Linked DNA regions of Mus musculus: all the other regions are linked to region 1. Evidence: chromatin loops called from intact Hi-C (ENCODE). Cell type or tissue: left cerebral cortex. All regions are shown on one strand. Region 1 holds the start of Coq2 (coenzyme Q2 4-hydroxybenzoate polyprenyltransferase). Region 2 overlaps Plac8 (placenta-specific 8). Region 3 overlaps Helq (helicase, POLQ-like).

Region 1 (8,000 bases):
AAGCCCAATGCCTAATTTTTCACTTGTGTGACGGTAGCAACATCTAACTTGTTCATTCATCCCAACCTTGCCTCAAACTCTTTCAAGATTGATTTCTTATTATTTTACCTGGTGGGTGGGGACTAGGGAACATGGGCTGACATGGGTGCACCAGCCCCCACAGGGCAGGAGCAAAACCATCACATTCCCTTGGAGTTGGAGTTACAAATGATTATGAGCCATGCTGGGAACTGAAATCAGGTCTACTGCAAGAGAGGTTAAATGTTCTTAACCACTGACCCACCCATTCTCCCTGCCCTGTTGGAACTACCCAAGTGCCTTTCCATTCCTTACAGGGCAGTGAGGTTCTTCACCAACTGGCACCTGCCTTTCATTGGTCTTAACCTTAGGCACTTCGTCAACTCTGTTCTCTCTGCACACAAGATCCGAGCAGCATGTGCCCGTGCCTTGTTTCCTTCCCATGCACGTGTGTGTGTGTGTGTGTGTGTGTGTGTGTGTGTGTGTGTGTGTGAGTCTGTGTGCAAGTGCGCATTCCCTCTGGCTGCTCTGTCTCCTTTCTAGGTGACAAATGTTTATGTGTGTGTGAAGGTACATTCAGACCTTAACCTCAACACCTCCTCCAGCATCCAAGCGACTTATTGTTCTACTCTCTCCGCAGACTCTTCCCTGACACTCACAAGCTATTTAGCCATTTTCACCTCATGTCACGTGATGCTTGCAAGTGGACATGTCACGTGACACAGAATCTTCATCAGTTTCATATTTCCTGTGATCCGTCATACTGTCACAAATATCTTTCTAATGACATAAACTAGCTGACAAAAACTAAAGAACAGGCCACCCAAGTTCCAACCCTGGAACCCACGTAATGTTTCGTGGAGAGAACCGACCCCACAAAGAACTGACCTCGAAACATGCAGGGCGTCATGTGTGCCTCCCCCAACCACACACACTAATAACAAAAATGGACTTAGGCATTTTGATTTTGAATATTCAAAGAATTTATATTTGAAACCTGAGATGGTATTGTCTGCGTAAATTTAAGTTCCTACTTTTTTTTAAAAAAAAAGGCTAGAACTATGTTGTAGATTCTATCCAACTTATTAATTAGAACTTCATGATTGTGTAGAGTCAGAATGTTACAGATCCAGAACCAAAATTACCTTTGACTATTGTCTTCATCAGGGTTTCTATTCCTGTACAAACATCATGACCAAGCAGCATGTTGGGGAGGAAAGGGTTTCTTCAGCTTACACTTTCACATTGTTGTTCATCACCAAAGGAAGTCAGGACTGGAACTCAAGCAGGTCAGGAAGCAGGAGCTGATGCAGAGGACATGGAAGGATGTTACTTACTGGCTTGCTTCCCCTGGCTTGCTCAGCTTGCTTGCTTATAGAACCCAAGACTACCAGCCCAGGGATGGCACCACCCACAATGGGACCTCCCACCCTTGATCACTAATTGAGAAAATGCCTTACAGCCAGATCTCATGGAGGCATTTCCTCAAGGGAGGCTCCTTTCTCTGTGATAACTCCAGCTTGAGTCAAGCTGACACACAAAACCAGTCAGTACAACTATCTTTAGTTCCCTTGCTAATCAGTCACTGCTAACCTCTGTCTCTGAACTAACATCCAACCATCACATGAAACCTTTTAATGTATTCACTTAGTCTACCAACCCCAAACTAATTGCCAGAGGATTTATTCCTTCCTTTTGGTGTGTACTATTACTTCTATGTTGGAACATGGTTCTGGGGTAATCTGAAACCGTGTTCTTGAACCACAGTCATGCATGTGGCTCAGAATAGACTCATATTCCCTGTGAAGTAAGAGGTATGGTTTTGTGTTGATGTATGCTACCTATTTAAAAATATTTGTAAATTTACTTGACTATTTTGTTAGTCATTGCTCACTGGTGCTGGCCACTGAGACTGATCTGGGTTAAATCCCTGAGATCCACATATTTGACTTCACACACATGTGAACACATGCACACCCAGACACTCACACACACATATGTGGACTCTCTCTCTCTCTCTCTCTCTCTCTCTCTCTCTCTCTCTCACACACACACACACACACACACACACACATCACTACACCCAGATGAAAATCGTTTTTTAAATTATTGAGGCAGCTGGACATGGTGACACGTGCCTTTCTTTAATCACAGCACTTGGGGAGGCAGAACAGGCAGATCTCTGTGAGTTTGAGGTCAGCCTGGTCTACATAGAGAGTTACTGGCCAACCAGAGCTACAAAGCCCAACCCAGCTTCAAAAAATGAAGGGAGGGAGGGAGGAAAGGAGGGAGGGAGAAAGGAAGGAAGGAGATGGGGGAGGGAGAGGGAGAAAGAGTCAAAGTAGTTTAGAGGCATGTACAATAAGAGGCATATGCAATACAAATTGCTGGTAAGATACTTCTAATAGCCGATAGGTGTATGAGAAAGGCACGGCCGCATGAAGACCAGTGCTCAGTTACATTACTGAATGTTAAATGCAATAACATTGAAGTTTCCCTAATCTTTCTTGTCTGCCTTGTTAGTGAGACCTTTTAAGCTCACATGCCTGTTAGCTTTTAATCTGCACCTTATCTTATTGCTCCAATGATTTTCATTATTTATTTCACCCTTGTGGTTCACAGCCTCTCCACAAAAAGAATACTTTCCAAGTCCAGGAATAGAACTTCCCAGGGCATATGAGTTTGAAACCATTTTTACCTTCTTTAAAAAACAAAAAAACACTCATGGAAGGAGTTACAGAGACAAAATTTGGAGCTGCGACGAAAGGATGGACCATCTAGTGATTGCCATATGCAGGGATCCATCCCATAATCAGCTTCCAAACGCTGACACCATTGCATACACTAGCAAGATTTTGCTGAAAGGACCCAGATATAGCTCTCTCTTGTGAGACTATGCCGGGGCCTAGCAAACACAGACGTGGATGCTCACAGTCAGCTATTGGATGGATCACACGGCCCCCAATGGAGGAGCTAGAGAAATTACCCAAGGAGCTAAAGGGAACTGCAACCCTATAGGTGGAACAACATTATGAACTAACCAGTACCCCGGAGCTCTTGACTCTAGCTGCATATGTATCAAAAGATGGCCTAGTTGGCCATCACTGGAAAGAGAGGCCCATTGGACTTGCAAACTTTATATGCCCCAGTACAGGGGAACGCCAGGGCCAAAAAGGGGGAGTGGGTGGGTAGGGGATTGGGGGGGTGGGTATGGGGGACTTTTGGGATAGCATTGAAAATGTAAACGAGGAAAATACCTAATAAAAATAAATAAATAAATAAATAAATAAATAAAACAAAACAAACAAACAAACAAAAAACCAAAAAAACCCAAAACCTCAAACATTTATTCCATGTATTTAGTTATTTAGTGTGTGTGTGTGTGTGTGTGTGTGTGTGTGTGTCTCCCACGGAAGGCCACAGACATCATGTCACAAAAGCAAAAGGTTGCTATTGACCCTCTATGGAGTTAACAGAACAGGGCAGAGAGCCATGGTCGCTCCTGCTTCATGCTAATAACTATTCTTTGGACTCAGTCTAGTCTTTACTTTTATAATGTCCTACTACCACTGCAGGACAAGTTGAAATGGGTTTGAGAGTGAAAAAGTTAGTGGACTTTAAAATACATTTTTTTCAAATAAAAAAAAAGCAATTTTAAAAAACAGCTTTATCATCCTTTCCCTCTAAAATAGAAAGCATTCGCAATGATTTTTGCATTTTAAATATTGTGTTGGGAACTCCAGGCAAATGGAAATAGTGTGCAAGTGTGAAAGAGCCTCGTGTTTGGCATGGCGGCACCTATGCTACCTGAAAGGGTGCTTGAAAATAAACAGCGTGGAGGCAACTTTTGGGAAAAGAAAGGAGCCTCAAAGGCCGCAAACCTGTAGAGGAGCTCAACTGGCAAGCAGCAGATGGAGCTAAAAGATCAAAGGACCAGCAGCGCTTCCCAGACTGCAAAGGCCAGCGCGCCCCCTGCTGCACCTTCCTCAAGCGCCAGGCCAGGATCACAGAACTCACTTCATAGGCTTTAAGGAAGGGCACCGAAAAGGATACACCACCATCTCAAAACACTAAAATCCAGATAAGCGACTTGTCCAGAGCCAGTCAGTGAGGGGTTACCGTGGAATAACACATACCAGGTACCTGCAAACATGCAACGGCCAACTATATTAACAAGGGTCGCATAAAGTTGGTTATTGTTTTGTTTTTCTTTGTTTTATTTTTCAAGACAGGGTTTCTCTGTGTAGCTCTGGCTGTCCTGGAACTCACTCTTTAGTAAGCTGGCCGAAAACGTAAAGATCTGACTGCCTCTGCCTCCCGAGTGCTGGGATTAAAGGAGTGCGCCACCACCACCTGGTTATGAAGTTGTTCTTGAGTGAAACTGCATCCTTTTTAGCTGTCAAACTTAGGTTCACCTCGAGTAAAGAATTTCCCTTAAGTATATAGATATAGATAGATATACTTAAATTCATATATATGTATATATATGAGTATATGTATATATGAATATACATATATAAAAATTTACATAATTTGATTTGGCTTTTTGTTTCCCTTTTAGTGTTAGAAGGTGAACATTCCATGTAGTTAACATTTTTGGACTTAAGTTTTTCTTTTTATGGTAGAACTATTCCATACAAATAAACAAACACTCTCCTTTTGAGTTCATTAAGAAGCCTGGAGATGGAGAGATGGCTCAGCGGTGAACAGCACCTGCTGCTCTCCTTACAGAGGACCCAGGTTTGATTTCTAGCACCATACGGCTCAGCCCGGTCTGTAAATCCAGTTCCAGGAGCGCGCGCGCCACCACTGCGCATGCCTGCCCGCGGCCCGTCGCCCTGGATGACGCCACCGACCGGCGTCCAGCCTGGCGCCATGCTGCGCTGGGGAGGCGCGGGGCTCGCGCGGGGCCTGCGGGCCGTTCGGTCCGCATGGCTGCGAGGTCCGCGCGGGCTCCCATTGGCCCTGGTGCGCAGCGCAGGGGTTCCGGGCGCGCGGGATCGGCGAGCCCCGGCCCCCGGGACGCAGCGGGGCCGAGCTCTCAGCCTGTCGGCCGCGGCCGTGGTGAACTCGGCGCCCCGCCCGCTGCAGCCCTACCTGCGCCTCATGCGCCTGGACAAGCCCATAGGTGAGTGGGGCGGGCTGGGCTGCGCTGCGCTCGACAGCCTGCCTGCCTGAGGAGCAGGGCCGCAGTGACCGCGACTCCGCTGCGATGCACCCATTGGGCCAGTCCCCTCGGGACTCGGTCAGGACCTTAGCCAGGGACACGCAGATTTTCCCTCGCTCTGAGCCGGGAGTCCCGGAGGCGGACGTTGATAATCACATATTCCCAGACCATTCCACAAACTCCAGACCACTCCTACCCCATTCAGATGTGAGCAGGTGCTCCTTTGCTTTCACGAAGCTTTTGATTGTTGATTTGCAGTTTTGAAGCATTTCTGCATTCATTAGTTTTCGATTTTTGCCTCCAATTATGTAAGGCCCAAGGGGCATGTAAGTAAGACTATTGAAATCAAGGCTCCTCGTCAGAGCCAGACCAGAAGGACCCCAAAAGTGTTACTACTGGGCTTTTTTTCCCCCTCATCACCGGTTACAAAGATTGAGAGCATCTGAACACAGCCGGGTTATCGTGCTTTAGAATTGCCCGCCAACGTAAACTCACACAAGCCTCTCTATGACCTTCTTTTTCTCAGTCTTTTTCATCAAAGTGCTCACGGACTATTGACACCTGTGACACAATATAAGCTCCGTCTGCACGCAAGGTTTCTGTCTAGTTGGTAAAACGATGCCCGGAGTTGTAGATGAAGTCACCTGGCCTTAGTGACAGAATGAGCTAGGAAAACTACCAGCTTTGAAAGAATTTGTTTCTGGCTGGAAAAGACAGTTGATAACCTAGGAAAGTATGGAAAAGTATCAGAGGTATAGGTCATGCACAGGAAAAGAAAAATAACTTACTGTCTCCAGAGTTCGAACAACTGAAAAAAATAGTACTCCAAAGGAAATGCTATATTATAGAGTAGAGAGGTCTTGGAGAAATATTTTCAAAATCCAAGGGTAGCTAAATATGGTGGCTCACATCTATAGTCTAACATCCAACGGCAGGAGGGCTGATTCAAGTTGCAAGTCAGTCTGGGCTTTATATTCTGAAATAAAAGCCAAACAAACAGACTTAGTGCTGAAACATTAAGACTAGGAGCCTGACCTGCAACCCTGGAAAGATGTAGGAAGAGGGATACAACTGAATTCCAGCTAATCTAGATGTCAGTATGTACAGTTTCAGCGTATGGAAGAACATCCAAATGCCAAACTTATTTGTTCTGCCTTTACCTATCCAGGACCCCCAACGTGGCCCCGTTTGGGTTTGGTGTTTGTTTTTGGACAGGGTCCCATATGTGTCTTTGGCTAACCTTGACCTCCTGCCTCCATTTCCCAGTTGCTAGGACTGCAGGCACTCTCCTCCATGCCTGGCTGGACCTGTTTTATTTTGCATAAGACAAGGGCTTGCTTTGTACTGCAGGTTGGCCACAAACTCCAGAGCTTGCCTCAGCGTCCAGGTGACAAAGTGGGTGGGGTGGCAGTAGCCAGGTGTCACTGTTGATATTCTAGATGTGAATGCTCCCTGTGTGGGTTTTAAGCACCGAATCACTGCAACAAGAGATTATAGACACCTATTAAATAGAAGGCAGGCCTGCCATTATTAGGGTGTTGTATAATTCAGGGTTTACACAAGCATTTTATAATTCTGTTCTTAGATTCTGGGTGACAAAGCTACAAGAGAGACTTGCAGACACGCAGGACAGATCAACAGCTGCCATTGTTTCTGTTTTCACAATTAAGCATCATTAATCTAGTGGCTGTACATCCTGCCATGTAACAGGACTCTATAAAGTGATTCTGAGCCACATTTTTGAGCCAGACCTTGTGGTTTTGAACCTTCAGCTCAATCCAGTGGAGGGACTGTGGTTAAATTACTTTCTGTCTCTGCACCGTCGTTTCTTTCTCTATAAAAGGAAAGTGCTAATGTTGACTTTAATCTACACATGGTAAATACTTTGACCATAGTGCCTTCACATAAGGGCTCCTGAGGCATTAGTCACAGAACTGGAGATTAGAGAAACGTACCTTTGTAGTTATTTGTGCTGAGTGCCTTAAGATACTGGCCTGTATGTTTTGATTCTAAATAAGACAGTTACAAGGTAAAATTCATTCTGTGAATAGTTTTGGACCCCTGCCTTGTGTCAGGAGCAGAAATTGACAGTAGAGTTCCTGGTTTAATATGTATATGTCTTGTAAGACAGTGATACAGTTATTGTTTTACTGTATTGATGTTATATCTACTTACTTTCATAGAGCAGTATTAGTCGTTGTGTTTTAGAAGGCAGTAGCAAAGCTTTTTTGTTGTTTCTCAGTACTAGGAGTGGAACTCAAAGGGTCTCCCATAGGCTAGTCAAGGGACTTACCTACCACTGGGCTACATCACTGGTCAGTCAACCGGTGTCATTTCAGGAAGTTTTGGCAGGTGGCGCTCTTTCCACCAGGTTGGCAGTGTGTTTCCCTCTTCACTGCAGTTGCGGGTTGTCCTAAGGGAAATCTATCGTTAGAGAATTGTAAGCTCAGTCTACACAGACCTTTAGCCCTGCCCTGCCCATCCCATTCAGAATCTGACCATTGTATTTCCTCTCCCAGAGAATCTTTCCATTTTATAATAAACAAGTCTGTCTACAGCCTGTTTGGCGTTTCTCACTACCTCTACACCTTTCTTCACAGAATAACTGTAAGGAATGAAAGTGTCACAGGGAAGATAGAAAGGAGTGCCCCTGGCAATCAGTGGGGACAGAAGTAGGGTTTTTGTGGGGTTGGGACATGGGTATGAGAAGGAATTTTTGACTTATGGTTCCACCAGACTGCTGGTTTAGAATTCTGTCTTAACACTGTGGCTTTGGGCAAACCGTGACTCCATCTCTCAGTCTCTGCGTTCCTTA
Region 2 (8,000 bases), 120 kb after region 1:
CAAGTAAAAAGCCAGGAGTGTCTGCACACATGTCTCCCAGCACTATAGAGAAGAGACAAAAGGGATGGTTGGGGCTTGCTGGTGGGGCCCTGTATCAAGGGACTGAGGAGGCAAGGCACTGTCATTCCAAATCTACGTCACACCCCTGAACCTCAGCACTCCCTCGTAATGAAGAGATATTCTAACAAGACATACTTCATAAAGGCTTTGCTCAGCTGGGAATTGTGACACACACCTGTAATGCCAGCATATGGAAGGCTTGAAGCAAGGGGGCAGGGCGCAGGGGGCGGGGCATGAGCTTGAAGCTAGCCTGGGCTACGTGATGAGATGCTGACTCGGGAAAACAAGTCAGCATCCTCCACAACAAAAACACAACACTAGGAAAGCAGTTGGGGTGACTGGAAGGACTTGCCAGCCCCTGCCACGAGTCATGGGCTAAGCTGCACGGATAGAAGGTTCAGGTTCCGGTGAACGTGAAGTGATGGAGCCGCTTAGATTCAGGAGAGTTGTGTGGAAAACCGAGGCAGCTGAGCAAGAGCGGGAAGAGAGTGGGCTTGCACTAAGCTTAGGCTGTTCCGTTCAAGAAGAGGTTGTTTTCCACGGTTCTGCAACCCTACCTTGTCCCAGGCCAATGGTTTGTTTCCCATCCTCTGGACATCAGGGACCTGTATAAAATAGCACGCGATCAAGATCACCGCCTCCCCTTTGGTTTCTTTCACCCATGAGAGACACCTGTTCACCTTACCAGTTCAGTGAATTCCTTTCCCCTGAGGCCTCTCTCCTCTCGGAGGTGGAGACTGAAATGCTCTTTATAGATCAACAAGCTGATTTCTCCAACCACGTCCTGTCCCTAGCCAGTGGAGCACAGCAGGTAGGGCTAACTAAAGGGCAGGACACAGTACCTTCCCAGAGCAGCTTCAGGCTGAAACGCCAACATTTTCTTTTGCAGACTTGGTCTTTTGAGACCTCGCATCGAAGATGGCTCAGGCACCAACAGTTATCGTGACTCAACCTGGATTCGTTCGTGCTCCCCAAAATTCCAACTGGCAGACCAGCCTGTGTGATTGCTTCAGTGACTGCGGAGTCTGTGAGTACGGGGAAGGTGTCCCTATAATTGATATACCCATCCTACTCCTCCCTTACTGTGTGGAAAGTTGCTAAGTTACTAACTCATTACAGACTCCTGAGAATCTGGGAATGTTACAGGAAACGTCAAAGACAGTCTACTCATTATACCCAGTTCTTCTCCAGCCACCACCACCAAAAAAAAAAAAGAAAAAAAGAAAATCAACTTACCCCTAAAAATAAATCCTTAAGTTAAGGTAGCATTGAAAGCCTTAAATGATCCTAAAACTGAATGGGCCTGGCCTAGAAATTGTAAACAGATTATTTATGAAACTTTTTTACTTAAATCTGAGGGGCTGTTTGTTTGTTTGCTTTGTTTTTTTGAAATAAGGTTTCTTTGTTTTAGCTTTGGCGATCCTGAAACTCTCTCTGTAGATTGGGTTGGCCTGGAATTCAGAGATCCACCTGCTTCTGCTGGGAATTAAAGGTGTATATCACCACCATCTGGCTAAACCTGACTTTTAAAAAATGTATTTATTTTTATTTTATGTGCATTGGTGTTTTGCCTGCATATATGCCTGTATGAAGGTGTTGAATCCCCGAAACTGGGGTTATAGACAGTGTGAGCTGCTATGTGGGTGCTGGGAGTTGAATCCAGGTACTCTAGAAGATTAGAGCAGCCAGTGCTCTTAATCACTAAGCCATCTCTCCAGTCCCCTAAACCTGATTTAAAAAAATAAAATAAAAACACAATGGCAATTAGATCTCTTCTTGGTTGCATATACAGTAAATCTTGTCTTATAGTCAGTCACAGGACACTTTCAGAGAGTCTCAGCACTGAATCTCTACAGTTGCCCTTGCCGGGCGTGGTGGCACATGCCTTTTTAATCCCAGCTCTCGGGAGGCAGAGGCAGGAGGATTTCTGAGTTCGAGGCCAGCCTGGTCTACAGAGTGAGTTCCAGGACAGCCGGGGCTATACAGAGAAACCCTGTCTCAAAACAAACAAACAAACAAACAATCAAACTATCCAAAAAACAAAAGTTGCCCTGTCTGCAATAAGATCTCTCTGAGTGAACGTGGAAGACATCGAGGTGGGCGGCAAAGGGAATCAGCAATTGTCCTCAGCAATTCAGGAAGGAGAGGTTTGCTTTGAAGCAAAACTCCTCAGAATGGTCAGGATGGGAGTACACAAGCTTTAACTCGAAGTGGGATGGAACTTGGAACCGAAGGAAGCCAATAACTGCATAGAAAGCAAAGGCATGGAATTCCAGTCGAGTTTGCCCACAGCTTTCCAATGCTTCACTAGGTAATGGGGGCTCATTGACTAACGAGTCCCACGACATGATTGCGACGTCAAAGTGGCTAAAGACTAACTTTTACTCCTCCAGCCCCAAGTAGCTACTTGATTATCTGAATGTACCCTTACTTGGATATGTGAGTTTTACTGTAGGGCTGCCAAGATGGCTCAGTGGGGAAAGTGACTGTGGCCCTGTTCCCCAGGACCCACATGGTGGAAGGAAAGGACCAACCCCTGAAAATTATCCTCTGACCCTGTCATGTGTCTGCACACATTAAATAAAATGTAATGTTTAAAAGTTCGTGTGGGGTGATGGGGTGAGTTCTAATGCAGCCTTCATTGTTTGGGGGCAAATTTCCTTCCATCTGTCCTTCCTTCCTTCCTTCCTTCCTTCCTTCCTTCCTTCCTTCCTTCCTTCCTTCCTTCCTTCCTTTATTTTCTCTCTGTCTCTCTCTCTGTGTCTCTCTGTCTCTGTCTCTGACTCTCTCTCTGTCATTTGTTTGTTTGTTTGTTTGTTTGTTGGAGGCGGGTTTCTCTGTGTAGCCCAGGCTGTCCTAGAACTCTTTCTGTAGACCAGGCTGGCCTCAAATTCAATACCACCTGCCTCTGCCTCCCGGGTACTGGTATTAAAGGCACATACCACCACTTGGTTTATGGCAGATTTTCTTTCTTAATATTTATGTATTATTTATTTATTTAATGTATGAGTAGGCTGTAGCTGTCTTCAGACACACCAGAAGAGGGCACCAGACCCCATTACAAATGGCTGTGAGCCACCATGTGGTTGCTGGGATTTGAACTCGGGACCTCTAGAAGAGCAGTCAGTGCTCTTAACCTCTGAGCCATCTCTCCAGCCCCTATGACAGATTTTCTTAATGCAGATCTGAGCAAATTAATCTCTTACAAAATACTTGGTGGCTCTTCCTGGCCTTGATGCATACATAAATACTCCTAGTTTATAATCAACACGCACACACACACACACCCCTCTTCCACCCAGCACCTTGGCCACAGTGAATGGATGAGACAAATTACCTCAAAGAGGCCTTATTCCCCCTTTAGTTGTTAAAAACATTTCTAAGCATGCTCCACCATTCAGCTCAAGTAGTATTTCCCAGTTAGAGCCTTGCAGGCACCACTCTGAAGTGACCCAGGGCATCCTAGGCTGGTTCTCCTATCTTTCCTATCTCCTAATCTTTCCTATTGTATCCTGCAACTGGATTTCGGTTGGGGACATTGTTAGTACCAAGGGTTTTATGAATAGATTGCAGTAATTTATACATGAGTCGTACTACTGGAAAAGGGCTAGGTCTTTTCCTGTACGGTCCCTCTTGAAATGATGGGGTGGGGTCATAATGAAGCCCCACCCAAACAACGAAGCCAGACTTGCAGCAGAGAGGAGAAAGGCCTCATCTTGGTGTAGCCAATGGGGACAGACTAAAGTAACATGTACCCCTGTTTTCATGTTTCCAGGCCTCTGTGGGACCTTTTGTTTCACTTGTCTTGGATGTCAAGTGGCAGCTGACATGAATGAGTGTTGTCTGTGTGGAACAACGGTGGCCATGAGGACTCTCTACCGAACCCGATACGGCATTCCTGTGAGTCTCTTACCTTTGGTATCATTCTAGCTGGCAACTGTATTTACCGTAGCTGTTGTCCGAGTGGCTGCCATTTGACAATATCCAAGCTCTGAGTTTGATTGGCCAGAATTTTGTAAGGAGCTACAACCCTAAATTCAGTGGACACAGCAGTAATACATTCTTCCTTTCTGTTCCTCAACGTTCTATTAAGGAAGTAACTCGTGTTTGCAATGTGTACGCATTAGGTAACTAAACCCGCCACCAATGCTTGTGTCTTGTGGGGGAAGGTCTGCCATGTTTTACCAATGAAGACTTCAAAATGTGTAAGAGGTAGAGTCTTTGACCCAAAGATGTGCTCTAATAACAGAGAGGGGAATATCCAATCCAAACTGTCTGTCCATGCGCTTAACATTATAACACTCTATGAAATGGGGTAGTCTTTTAATCAGAATTACAGGGTGCGTAGATGAGTGTGTGTGTGTGTGTGTGTGTGTGTGTGTGTACACATATTCCTATATATACACATTCATATATATATATATATATATATATATATATATATATATATATATATATATATATATATATGACTATATACACACATACATACATTTGCTTCCCTCTGTGTGTGACTATAGAAAGAGAGACAGAGATAAAGAAAAATGAATGTCTGGGGCTGGAGAGATGGCTCAGCACTTAAGAGTTAAGGTTGCTCTTCCAGAGGTCCTGAATTCAATTCCCAGAAACCACATGGTGGCTCACAATCATCTGTAATGGGATCTGATGCCCTCTTCTGGCCTAACAGGTGCAGATAGAGTTCAAATATATTTAATTAATTAATAGAAAAAGAAAAACAGAGAGAAAGAGAGAGACCCGTTGGTGATTTTAAAGCCATGATGGAAACCCATAAGTCATAAACTTGGGGAGTAGGCTGTCGAGCTGGATAGATATTTGTGGATGAATTGGCATTCAAGTCCACGGGCAATTTACAAGCAGACTTTTTTCCTATTCAAGAGAAATCCATTTTTTTTTCTATCAAGGTCTTCAGCTAGCTGAGGGTGATAACACACACACACACCCCTGAGATTTTAGGGCTTGGAAGTTGAGGCAGGAAGATTAAGAGGTTGACACCAGCCTGAGGTACATAGCATGACCCTGTCAGAAAGAAGGGGCGTCAGGAGGGACAGGCCAGAGGATAAAGCTGGAGAGAGCTCAGTTGGTGAATCCTTGCTCTGCAAGCCTAAGGACCTGAGGTCAATCCCAGCACTGGGGAGGTGGGGACAGGTGGATCTCTGTGGCCCCCTGGCCAGACTCACTGAGTCTCAGGTCCCAATAAAAAGGTCTTTCACTAACTGGAAGAGAGAGGTCCATCTATGTTATGTAAAGTGATCTATTGTATCCCAAGTCTACAGACTTAAACATTAATTTTTATGTCAAATACATCTTCAACAAACTTCTAGAATGATGTTGAACCACACATCTATGTCCATCTATGGCCTAGACAAGGTAAGACATAAACTTGACCATCACAGAAAGCAAAAAAGCATGCAGCATTTTCCAGGAATCTATTTTAATTTCACTGAAATTGTTTTTTCACTTGAGAAATTTAATCGGTATCTTTTAATTGCAAAGTAAATATCTATCTAATTTAAAAAAAACTAACAAACTTAAAATAGAAACGTATGAAGTAAAAAGTGAAAATTGAACCCTTTAGTTACCAAGTCCACTGCCTGGTTGGTAATAAACAATAACTTGTGAGCATCTTCTTCGGCTATGCTTCTGTCCTTGTGACTTACAGGAACACATTTCTGTAAATGCTGATGGTTTGTAGATTGATAGTCTCGGAGGGATATTTGTTAGTATCTTGGAGTGTGTGCACCCAGTCTTAAGACCTGCGACAATACCCACCCTTTTCTCCTGTGCGTCTCCTGGAGCCCTGAGGCCCACATTGGGAGGCTCTGGGATTGGACCTTCTGCCCTAGCGTCCCAGGACAACTGCCCTAGGGCAGGTTTGGCTCTCTGCCCGATTTCCCTGTTCCCTGATGCTTAACTTGGGGTTTATCTAGTGTAACGTCCCCACCTCTCCGCCCATGGCTGCTTCCTGTTGTGAGTTCTGCGACTCTTGCTTGACTTTTCTCCTTCGAGGATGGGAATTCTAACCTTCTGTGTTTATCCCAAATTGCCTTACTTCCCTGTTTCCTAGTGTGGATTTCTTTTTTAATGGATGAAAACTGCAGGCCTCAAGCAAATAGTTCTTTAAATGATCTCATTTTATAGACTGTCATTCCCTGACTTCCTTTGCCTAGAGCAATTTTTATTCCCTTTGCTTTGGATGTTCTTGGACATTCGCTTCTCCGCGTGGGCTTTACCTACAAACTCCACCGAGCGCGAGCCCGGCTTTAGTGCCCTTACCTTCCTGGTTCCCACCCCATGCCTCTGTGTTCCTTTGCCTAATTCCTTGTCCAGGCTTTATGTGTATAAATGTGTCACAGTCAGTATCTTAAAGCGAGTGTGGTTACATTTCCTGCCAAACTTTTACTTTCTAAATTGGTTTTTAGGAGTACTTTGACCCCAAGTTCTTTGCCACTTCCCTAAATCTCTTCCCAAACTGCTCGCCACATCACGTGCCCAGTGCTTTTCATCCTGGTGTAATTGTTTTGAGCCAAATAGCGTCCGGGCTGTGAGATCTGACGTTCTAAGTCTCCGTCTTGTACTCTCGGACTTGGTAGTTTGATTGACACTTATATTCTCAGAATTATAAAGTCCTAGAATGAAGAAGCAAGTGTTACATGGGAGAAAGTCAGCTAACGTTTTCCTAAAGGTATCTAAACTGAATCCAGGGCAAATGAGATGGCTCAGCAGATAGAAAAGCACTTCCGGCCAAAGCGGACGACCCAAGTTCAATCCCCAGGACCCAGAGGGTGGAGGGAGAGAACTGACTCCTGCAGGTCCTCCTCCCCCACCCCCATCTCTGTGCACAGGCGCACTCGAACACACACACACACACACACACACACACACACACACACACACACACACACGAAATAAAAAAATAAACCGTAAAAAGTAATAAACAGAATCCAAAGAATCGGTGCTTTTGGCTCTCCTTAAAATGCCCCAAAAACCCACAAGCAGTGCTGGCTTCCATTCATGTGTCTCCCGTGTCTTCCACAGGGATCTATTTGTGATGACTACATGGTCACACTCTTCTGTCCTGTTTGCTCTGTGTGCCAACTCAAGAGAGACATTAACAGGAGGAGAGCCATGAACGCTTTCTAAGGAGCTGGATGGTGAGTTAGTGTGGGGCTTGGGCCACAGAATTAGGGGCTGGGGAAGTTATTCATTGTTTGGAATAACACTTCAGAAGTGACAGTTTCTTAAGTCTCCCGTGCCATCTCATTATAATAATGTAATATAATTGGTTGTGATTTTTTTTTCTTCGTTTAAGCCACATTTATTGAATAATGGTGACATTTTACAAACTTACCAGAATCATTTTGGTCTATGAATGAAGCAACTTACCACTTATATAAGCTACAGAGTACACAAGACAAGTTGAAGCTGGGCTTGGTGGTGCATCCTGTAACCCCCAAACCCGGGAGACAGAAGAAGGGTTGCCCTCAAACCCAGTGTTGTCTACAAAATAAGTTCCAGTCTACTCAGGGCTACATAAGAAGTTCTGTCTCAAAGCTTAAATGATGGAGGGGGGTGGTTCACTGTGTAAATTACTTGCTGTTTAAGCAGAAGGACCTGAGTTTGGAGTCCCAGAACCAATGTGTGTGTCCAATATGTGTGTTCACACCTGTATGCATGCATGTGTGAAAGTGTGCAGGTGTGTGAGTTTATGAGTTTGTGAGAGTATGTGTGACTGTGTGTGTGCCCGTGTGCACGCATGTGTGCATGTGGGTATGAGTTTGAGTGTGAACGTGTATGTGTGTGGGGTGTGTGTGTGTGTGTGTGTGTGGTGTCCAACACTTTATAATCCCGACACACAGGGCTGAAACAATTGAATCTCTGGGGCCCGCTGACTAGCAAGGCTAGACAAAAGAACAAGCTTC
Region 3 (8,000 bases), 90 kb before region 1:
ACTTTGAGAGTCTGGTCCCGAGTCTTTTATTTTAGGCATATTTAAGCACGGCACAATTTGGTAAAAATGTTCCTGGTAATAAGTAACTCAGTCCCATGTGCACAATATGAATACACCGAAGGGCTTTGGGAAGCACATGTGACATCTCCCATAAGGACAGGTCCTACAGAGTGACGAGAAAACAAGGCCGTAAGAAGCTCAGAGCTCACCGGACTGTTAGGCACATCACTCCCAGCCTTCTGGATGTACAAGAGGTTCTACACCTCTTCCCGTGAAGGAACACCTCTGACTGTTACCGTTCCTGGCCCCTACTGCTTATCTGGGGGCCCAGGAGCCTCCATGCCTCCCATCCCCTCAGCATATGTGAGGCCGGCCCGGTTTCTCCCAGTTGGGAGGCTACCCTGGCTTCTTGGGTAGGCTGCAAGGAGAAGCCTCCGTGTTTCCTCCTAGTTGTATGGCTCGGGTGTGACAGCTCCTTGGCTCACACGTGATCTCTTTGACCTGAGCTCGCTTTTCACTGACTTGTGCATCTCCTTGTCTTGTCCTCATTTATGAAGATTCCAGTCAGCAAGTTCAGGGCCCGGGGTAAATCCTGGCTGGCGTCATTTACAGGTCCTGAACTAACCGCATCTGCCAAGGCCCTCGTCCCAAGCTGTCACGGTTGTGAAGGTTCGATCTGCTCTCCTCTGCAGAACAGAGACAAGTGACCTTGACTCCTCTGTGGCTGGCCAGGGGCTCTGTGCCGCCTCTGTCCCCGCAGCCACAGCCCACCCACTTAGGACACCTTTTGTGTCTTTATAGAAGGTGGACAAGAACGTTGTCAACAGACTCTACCTGTCGTTTGTGCTTTATTCTTTGCTGAAAGAGACCAATGTTTGGAGTGTGTCTGAGAAGTTTAACCTGCCCCGAGGATACATACAGAACCTGCTTATGGGAGCTGCCTCCTTCTCTTCCTGCGTGTTACATTTCTGTGAGGTAATCAGTTAACTGGTGTCTTCTCACGTTAACCCTGGTAAACTTGAAAGCAGTTGCCTCTCTCCTCCCTGCTGAGTCACTGTGTTCTTTCGGAGCATGCAGCTTTATTTAAAGCCTTTCTTGGTTTCTGCCTTTTTACATGAGGACTGTGTTGAGCTTATGGAAACGATGCAGGAATTCCCAAGTCAGCTAAAACGCTTCAGCAGTGGGAAGTGCAGAGCCCGCCTGTTCTCAGGACCAGGGCCGATGGTTCCAGGCTATCCCTTACAACCTGGCTTCTGTGTGACGACTCGGGAGTGATGAGGGGTTTGGTCAGTTACCCGAGTCCGTCAGCGGCCAGGGGACTGCTCAGTCCCACATCTTCTGGACAGCCATGGGGACATACACATTTACTTCTAGTGTCGGGCAGGCAGCCCTACGTCAAACATAGGCTCTACATGATAGGTGTATATACATGATGCTAAAATTAATATTTTATTTATATATGTTATACATGTTATATATCATATATATGCATGTGCGTGTGTGTGTGTGTGTGTGTGTGTGTATGTGTGTATGGCAGCCTCTGCCTCCTGAGTGCTGGGATTAAATGTATGCACCACCACACACCGCTCACCAGGTTTTAATTCAATTTTCTTTCCTATCTTAAACCTCTGTAGTCTACGAATGTTAATAACTAAGTGTGCCGTAAGTGCTAATGAAGGGTCATTGGTGTATTTTCACTCTATAGCTCTGTTCTGTTCAGCAGCTGTGCTAGTGGAGATGATCTCTAACCAGGATTAGTAGTGAAAACTTAGTGACGTTCTTCCTCCCCTGTGGTGGAAGAGCCTGTGCCACCAGGGCAGCGCAGTGCCGGCCATGTGGCAGTTGGTCTAGAGTCTTTCACACTGCTGTCAGTGTGGATGTGAGACAGGGTCTCTCACGGAGCCTGGAGCTCACCACTTTGGCTGCACACCCGTGTACAAGCACACAGTGCCCCCAGGGCTACAGGCGTGTGCCACTGAGCCGCACAGGACTTTTCTGTGGGTGCTCAAGCTTGTGTCTCATGCACTTAACCCGGAGCCAGGGCCCCAGGCCTCACGCGTGGCTCTTACACAGACAGGCTGATGTGATATCCTCCAGCCACGCGTCATGCCCTACTCAGAGCTCCTGTTCTCGTTAGCTTAAGGGCTTTGTTGACTACCACGCTGCATGTGACTGTCCTTATTTAATACTTCATCTCTGGGTTAACTCCCACAAGTAAAAACTCTTTAGAGTCACTCGACAAACAAAACTGTACAGACACTTCTGAAATTTTGATTAGAAATAACTTTTTTCTTAATTTTCAGTCTTTTTTCCTCCTCCAAAAGCTCCCAAGGCTCCATGCTTCCTTGCGGTTGGGAGGCTCTATCTCCCTTAGCCCTCGCTCCTCCGAGCTGCAGCTCAGTATGTAACTTACATAAAATACAGAACTTACAACGATGCATCTTTGTCTGCTCAGGAGCTGGAGGAATTTTGGGTTTACAAAGCCCTTTTGGTGGAACTCACCAAGAAGCTGACGTACTGCGTGAAGGCGGAGCTAATCCCTCTCATGGAAGTGACCGGGGTCTTAGAGGTCAGCCTCATCCCACCCTCCTAACTGAGTTCATGTCTTCTAACAGAAAAACAAGTTTTACGGTCTTCTGAAGTGTTACTGCGTGGTAGGTTCTAGAAAGAGTCCTACTGTTCCAGGTCCTGTGGAGGAACAGAACCGATGGAATCAGCACATAGAAACAGAGGACTTGATGGATGGGCCTGCGTTGCTGGCTGGTCCTGAGACTGAACCCCGAGCAGTTCCCGGAGAGCTGCTGATCCCCACGTGAAGACTGAGGAAGCTGGGTTTCAGCAGCAGCAAGGACTGGAGGCAGCAGCAGGGTAGATGCAGTCAGAAACAGAGCAGAGTTGGGCATGCAGGGATAGTCTCATGTGCACTGTGTAAAAGCTCAGTGCTCAGTAAAGAGCTGGGTGACCTGGCAGGAGAGAGTGGGTGGGACTTGCAGGAGAGAGGAACTCTGGGAGAGAGAGGCAGGAACATTACCACTACCCGGACTCCGAAGGCGGGTGTGTGAAACTGAGGAGAAGCAGCCATCAGCACGGCAGACGTAGAACAGTGTGAACGGGTTGATATCGGTTAGAAGCCAGTGGGGAGCAAGCCTGAGCTAAGGCCAGAAACATTGTGAATTAAAATAGCCTGTGTCTCAGAACAAGGGAGGGAGGTGTAGAAGAGCCCAGGCTTCCACGTGGGCCAGCAGAGCAACCCCATCCCTGCTTTCAGCACACCTCTTCCTCTCTCCTTCCACCACCACCCCCAAACTCCTTTGGTTTCTTGAAACAGGATTTCTCTTTGCATCCCTGGATGTCCTTGAATTTTCTCTTCAGACCAGGCTAGCCTCAAAGTCAGAGCTCCTCCTGCCTCTGCCTCTGCCTCTGAGTGCTGGGATTAAAGGTGCTCGCCGCCACTGCCCAGCTCCCCTCCAACCTCCTCGGCCTGGGCTGCTGGCAGACAACAGAAAGTGGGGCCTACGCTGGGGTCAGTCAGTCCTTCTAGACCTTCCCAGACAGGAGACTCAGCTGATCCCAGATCAGGTCGCCCAGAAGTCTTTCTCGTTTCCTTCGTTTTAAATCAAATGATGCCACGGCCTCCCAGGAAGCCACTATGTCTGAGAAGTGGATATGATGAAAGATCTCCCGTATGAGAACTTGGGCTCCACTCTCCCCCAAGGACTGTGCCCTGCGACTCAACCATAGCTCCTCTTTCTCCACTGGAGTAAAGAGTTACTCTCTGTCAGTTTGTACCCAGTGCAGTGATGACTGACGGACAGACTGATGGCAGGAGATGGTGGGGAGAAAGGACCCTCAGTCGGGTGTTAGCAGCACGCATCAGCTTCAGTCCTTTTGTCCTCTGCTTTTCATTCTGCGTAGGAAGTGCGTGCACACAGGTGCGCCTGACTGGGTTCCCTTCCCTGGCTTTGTCCCAGCAGCCGACTTAGACCTTGTGGAAAGCTCCCCTCGGTACCTTTCAGATTAGAGCCCAAACATCTCCTCAAAGCTCTGCAGTGTTCTGCTGGGTTACCTCCTCACATTTACATTACTGTCTGTGTCTCTTCCTATCTGTTGCATGTGGGGTTTTTTTTTCTTTTTTAATAATCCCAAATACTCATAGTATTTTTTTTTCTTTAATACTTTAGGGTCGAGCAAAACAGCTATATAACGCAGGTTACAGGAGCATCATGCACTTAGCCAATGCCAACCCAGAAGTGTTGGTGAAGACAATTGATCATCTGTCCAGACGGCAAGCCAGGCAGATTGTTTCCTCAGCCAAGGTGAGCAAGCCTTCCTCGCAAATACGCCGTAGCATCGTGATGAGATATCCGAGCGAAGCAACTCGCATCGAATAACGGTTTACCAAAAACACGTCCGTAGCTCACAGCACTCTGTAACTCTAGTTCTAGGGGATCGGATGTCCTCTTCTGACCTCTGAGGGCACTGCACACACGGGGTGCACAGACACATGCAGCAAGCATCCATACTCATAAAACACACTTAAAACAAAAAGGCCCAGGGTACACAGATTTCCTGTTTTTGACACAGGATTGCCGAGGAGAGAGACCCTAAAAATTAACGCTGTTCTGAGGCCGTCTTGTAGCTCTCTTCTGGGCCTCCTCATGGGAGTCCTCTCCAGTGTGCCTCCCTTCGGTCTTGTACCCGCAAGCTCTTCACTGACAGGGGCATTCCCAAGGCCATCGCAGTGGGCTGAGGTTAAATTTACCTCTGGAGATTTCTACCACCCATACGTGCGCACTGCCCTCTGGAGCCAGCCTATTCTTTCTGGCTATACTTTTCAAAGTTTTAAAGCAGGAGTTTCTCTTTTCTTTGTTGAGTTCCATGGCTTCAGGCTATTTGCTCTCTTCCATCCCCATTTCAAGATTGCTGCTATTCTGTTTGTGTGGGTGAAGCCATTACAGCAATCTGGTATTATGTCCTTGGTCACAAGTGTGTACATTGCTTAGCTTTTTAAAACTTCATTGTTATGTTACTGTGCTAGATAGTCTCGTGTCTACTTGACACACAAACTAGAGTTATCTGAAAGGGGGAATCCTCCATCGAGAAAAAGCCTCTGTAAGATCGTGCTATTACATATTTTCTTAGTGATTGCTGGGGAAGGGCCCAGCCCTTTTGGGTGGTCCTGTCCCTAGGCTGGTGGTCCAGAAAGCAAGCGGATCGAGCTGGTAAGCAGCACCCTCCATGGCCTTCACATCAGCCCTGCCTGCAGGTTCCCGCACTGTGTGAGCTCCCCCCTGGCTTCCTCCAGGGATAAATAGCAGTGTGGACGTGTAAGCCCCCAAACCCTCTGCTCCCCGAGTTACCTTTTGGTCGTGGTGTTTTGCTGCAGCATTAGAAGCCCTCACTGAGATAGTCATTCTCGTACGTGAAGCAGAAGAACTGCTAAAAAGAACTTCCTTCTCATGGTGCTGAGTGGTGCTCACACACGAGCATGGCCTTAGCTGATCTTCACAGTGGTCTGTGGTGGAGACATTTGGAGTGTTTATGGATACAGCATCCACGATGGACTCTGTCCCAGTAGCTGAGGTGTTCTTGGATGGGTAGGGATGCCCTTGCCTCTGCCCCTGCCTGAGGGAACTGAAGGCAGCCCAGCACACAGGCTATGCACTGTGCTTGGCAGTTCTTTCTTTCTTGTGTGCTGTGTTTGAAATTAACCATATTTCCAGGCATGGCAGCATGCATATTGCATGTGCATATTGCATGCATATTCCTTGACACAGGAAGATCTCAAATTTAAGGCCAGCCTAGACTACATGGTGAAATCCTACCTCAAAAACTAACTTTAGGAAGCGGGCTGGAGAGGTGGTTCAGTGGTTAGAGCACTGGCTGCTCTTCCAGAGGACTGGGGTTCACACTCCCAGCACCCTCATGGCCATCACAGCATCTCCGATCTTAGCAATGTGAGCAATGTTCTGGCCTCCAAGAACCATGGTGTATTCACATACATGCAGACAAAACACCCATACACGTTAATTAACTAATTAATTAAAACAAAAATACAGGAGGGCAACTGACAGGAGAGAGAGGAAGCCGATGGCGGGATAACGGGTCCAGTCACGTTCACCACAGGCGCTTTAGTGGAAAGGGTGATAGCTCCGATCATGTTTCTGTAGGAGCCTTAGGAAAACTTTCTTTCTGCAATACTGATGGGCTTTTAAAAGCACGCGCTAAATGAAACAGTTGGCAGAGCTAATTAAATACGTACGTAAAGGATAACAGTTTCAAGAGCTAATTAAATTTTTGCAAAATTTTCTGAAATTTTATAGATTATAAATTTTGTTTAAGTGCCTGAGTCTTCTGTGAAACAAATCGTTGAGTGTAGGAAAGCTCTTTATTTTTGGTGCACTGAACGCTGTGATCAGCTAAAATGGTTTTTAGCAGAATACCTCGTCTTCATTTACTGAACTTGTAAAGTGGGCTGTAAAGTGGGCATTTTTCAGTCTCACTATTTCAGGCCCAGCGTTAGCCATCTGTGTGTCAGAACTCGGGTTTTAGCAGACATACAATGTTGGCAGCTCTCTAGCCAGGTACATTTGGCCTCATGACTGGGTTTTTCATTGCAGATGCTGTTGCATGAGAAGGCGGAGGCACTGCAAGGAGAAGCAGAAGAATTACTGAGATTGCCTGCAGACCTCCCTGGGCTTGGGGGTCCCAGCTCTGAAAGGGCAGGAAGCCATGCTGGGGACGTAACTCTGAGCTAGGGCATTTGCCTGAGATGCCTCCGGCCCTGGAATAAATCCTCAGTACCTCCAAGACAGAAGAAAAGGCCGGGGGGTTGTAAACTGCCCAGTGGTGAGCACCTGTAACGCAGCACTCGGGAGACAGGACGGACAATGAGTGTCAGAAATCAGCTTCAGCTACACTGAGAGTTGGAGGCTAGCCTGGGCTGCATGAGTCCCTGTCTCCAAAAGAAAAAACCCCATGAAGCTGTCTGATGTATGTTTTTTAATTTGACTTATTTATTATATATATATTTTATTATTGAAAATCCCCCGTGTAAATGAAATGTGTATTTTAATTATACATTAAAAGCTGTGGATGAGCTTTTAGAAGGCGCTCTGGGTGATTAAGTCTACCGTCACCTGTAACTGCCGAACCATCTCACTGATAACCCATTTCTCCTAGTCCTGAGTTCCTGTACATTGTTTCCTGCTCAGAATTCTCCTCAGCACACCCAGCCTGACCTGGCTCTTTGCTCACATCTTTCACTGTTTTCTTACCTTCTCCCCGCCCCCCTGGTGTCTTGTTCTTGCTGACAGGTGCCAACGACTGACACACGTGCTGACTTGTGCTGTGGTGCTGCGTTGTAAGCTCAGCTGTCACCCTCATTTCGCCCATCAGTTTGCACCAAAATTACCAGAACCCTGTGTGTCCTAACTGATGTGTTATCATCATTGTATGAAAGTGTTAATATACTTCTAGTGTCAACTCAATACTCAAATCCTATCTCTGTGAAGTTACTCCGCACTCATCCCCGTAGCCCTTACAGGGTGCTCCCCACTGAGCACTGTGAAGTTACCCCATACTCATCCCCATAGCCCTTACAGGGTGCTCCCCACTGAGCACTGTGAAGTTACCCCATACTCATCCCCATAGCCCTTACAGGGTGCTCCCCACTGAGCACTGTGAAGTTACCCCATACTCATCCCCATAGCCCTTACAGGGTGCTCCCCACTGAGCACTGTGAAGTTACCCCATACTCATCCCCATAGCCCTTACAGGGTGCTCCCCACTGAGCACTGTGAAGTTACCCCATACTCATCCCCATAGCCCTTACAGGGTGCTCCCCACTGAGCACTGTGAAGTTACCCCATACTCATCCCCATAGCCTTTACAGGGTGCTCCCCACTGAGCACTGTGAAGTTACCCCATACTCATCCCCGTAGCCCTTACAGGGTGCTCCCCACTGAGCACTGTGAAGTTACTCCATACTCATCCCCGTA

Evidence for each region. Hi-C counts contacts between places; a loop is a spot of excess contacts. Peaks named below come from ENCODE experiments on the same cell type or tissue, not always from the same donor. Only the 100,000 strongest peaks of a DNase experiment are listed, where the experiment ranks them.
Region 2: it touches region 1 in a loop (2.6-fold over the local background); 30 of 42 quality-filtered maps call a loop at or near these places.
Region 3: a loop joins it to region 1, with 2.2 times the contacts of the local background. A loop is called at or near these places in 2 of 42 quality-filtered maps.

Annotation. Positions count from the first base shown.
Region 1 is chr5:100,671,135-100,679,134 of GRCm38, reverse strand. Coq2 (coenzyme Q2 4-hydroxybenzoate polyprenyltransferase) reads left to right here and starts at 4,879. Exons shown (of 7, transcript NM_027978.2): 1 at 4,879-5,146. The coding sequence starts at 4,894. In left cerebral cortex, CTCF peaks have their summits at 3,997 (motif pointing left) and 7,539; DNase peaks (open chromatin) are centred at 3,984, 4,288, 4,853 and 7,534; H3K4me3 peaks cover 2,018 bases; H3K27ac peaks cover 910 bases.
Region 2 is chr5:100,555,712-100,563,711 of GRCm38, reverse strand. It overlaps Plac8 (placenta-specific 8), which reads left to right. Exons shown (of 5, transcript NM_139198.3): 2 at 950-1,087; 3 at 3,836-3,960; 4 at 7,117-7,232. The coding sequence starts at 979. The coding sequence ends at 7,221. Among named protein-coding and RNA genes, the nearest start is that of Plac8, 12 kb to the left of the region's middle. In left cerebral cortex, a CTCF peak has its summit at 4,716 (motif pointing left); no DNase peak of the experiment used is centred here.
Region 3 is chr5:100,761,257-100,769,256 of GRCm38, reverse strand. Helq (helicase, POLQ-like) reads left to right here. Exons shown (of 18, transcript NM_001081107.1): 15 at 802-975; 16 at 2,456-2,569; 17 at 4,182-4,316; 18 at 6,621-7,109. The coding sequence ends at 6,758. Among named protein-coding and RNA genes, the nearest start is that of Helq, 33 kb to the left of the region's middle. In left cerebral cortex, no CTCF peak of the experiment used is centred here; DNase peaks (open chromatin) are centred at 1,069 and 3,060.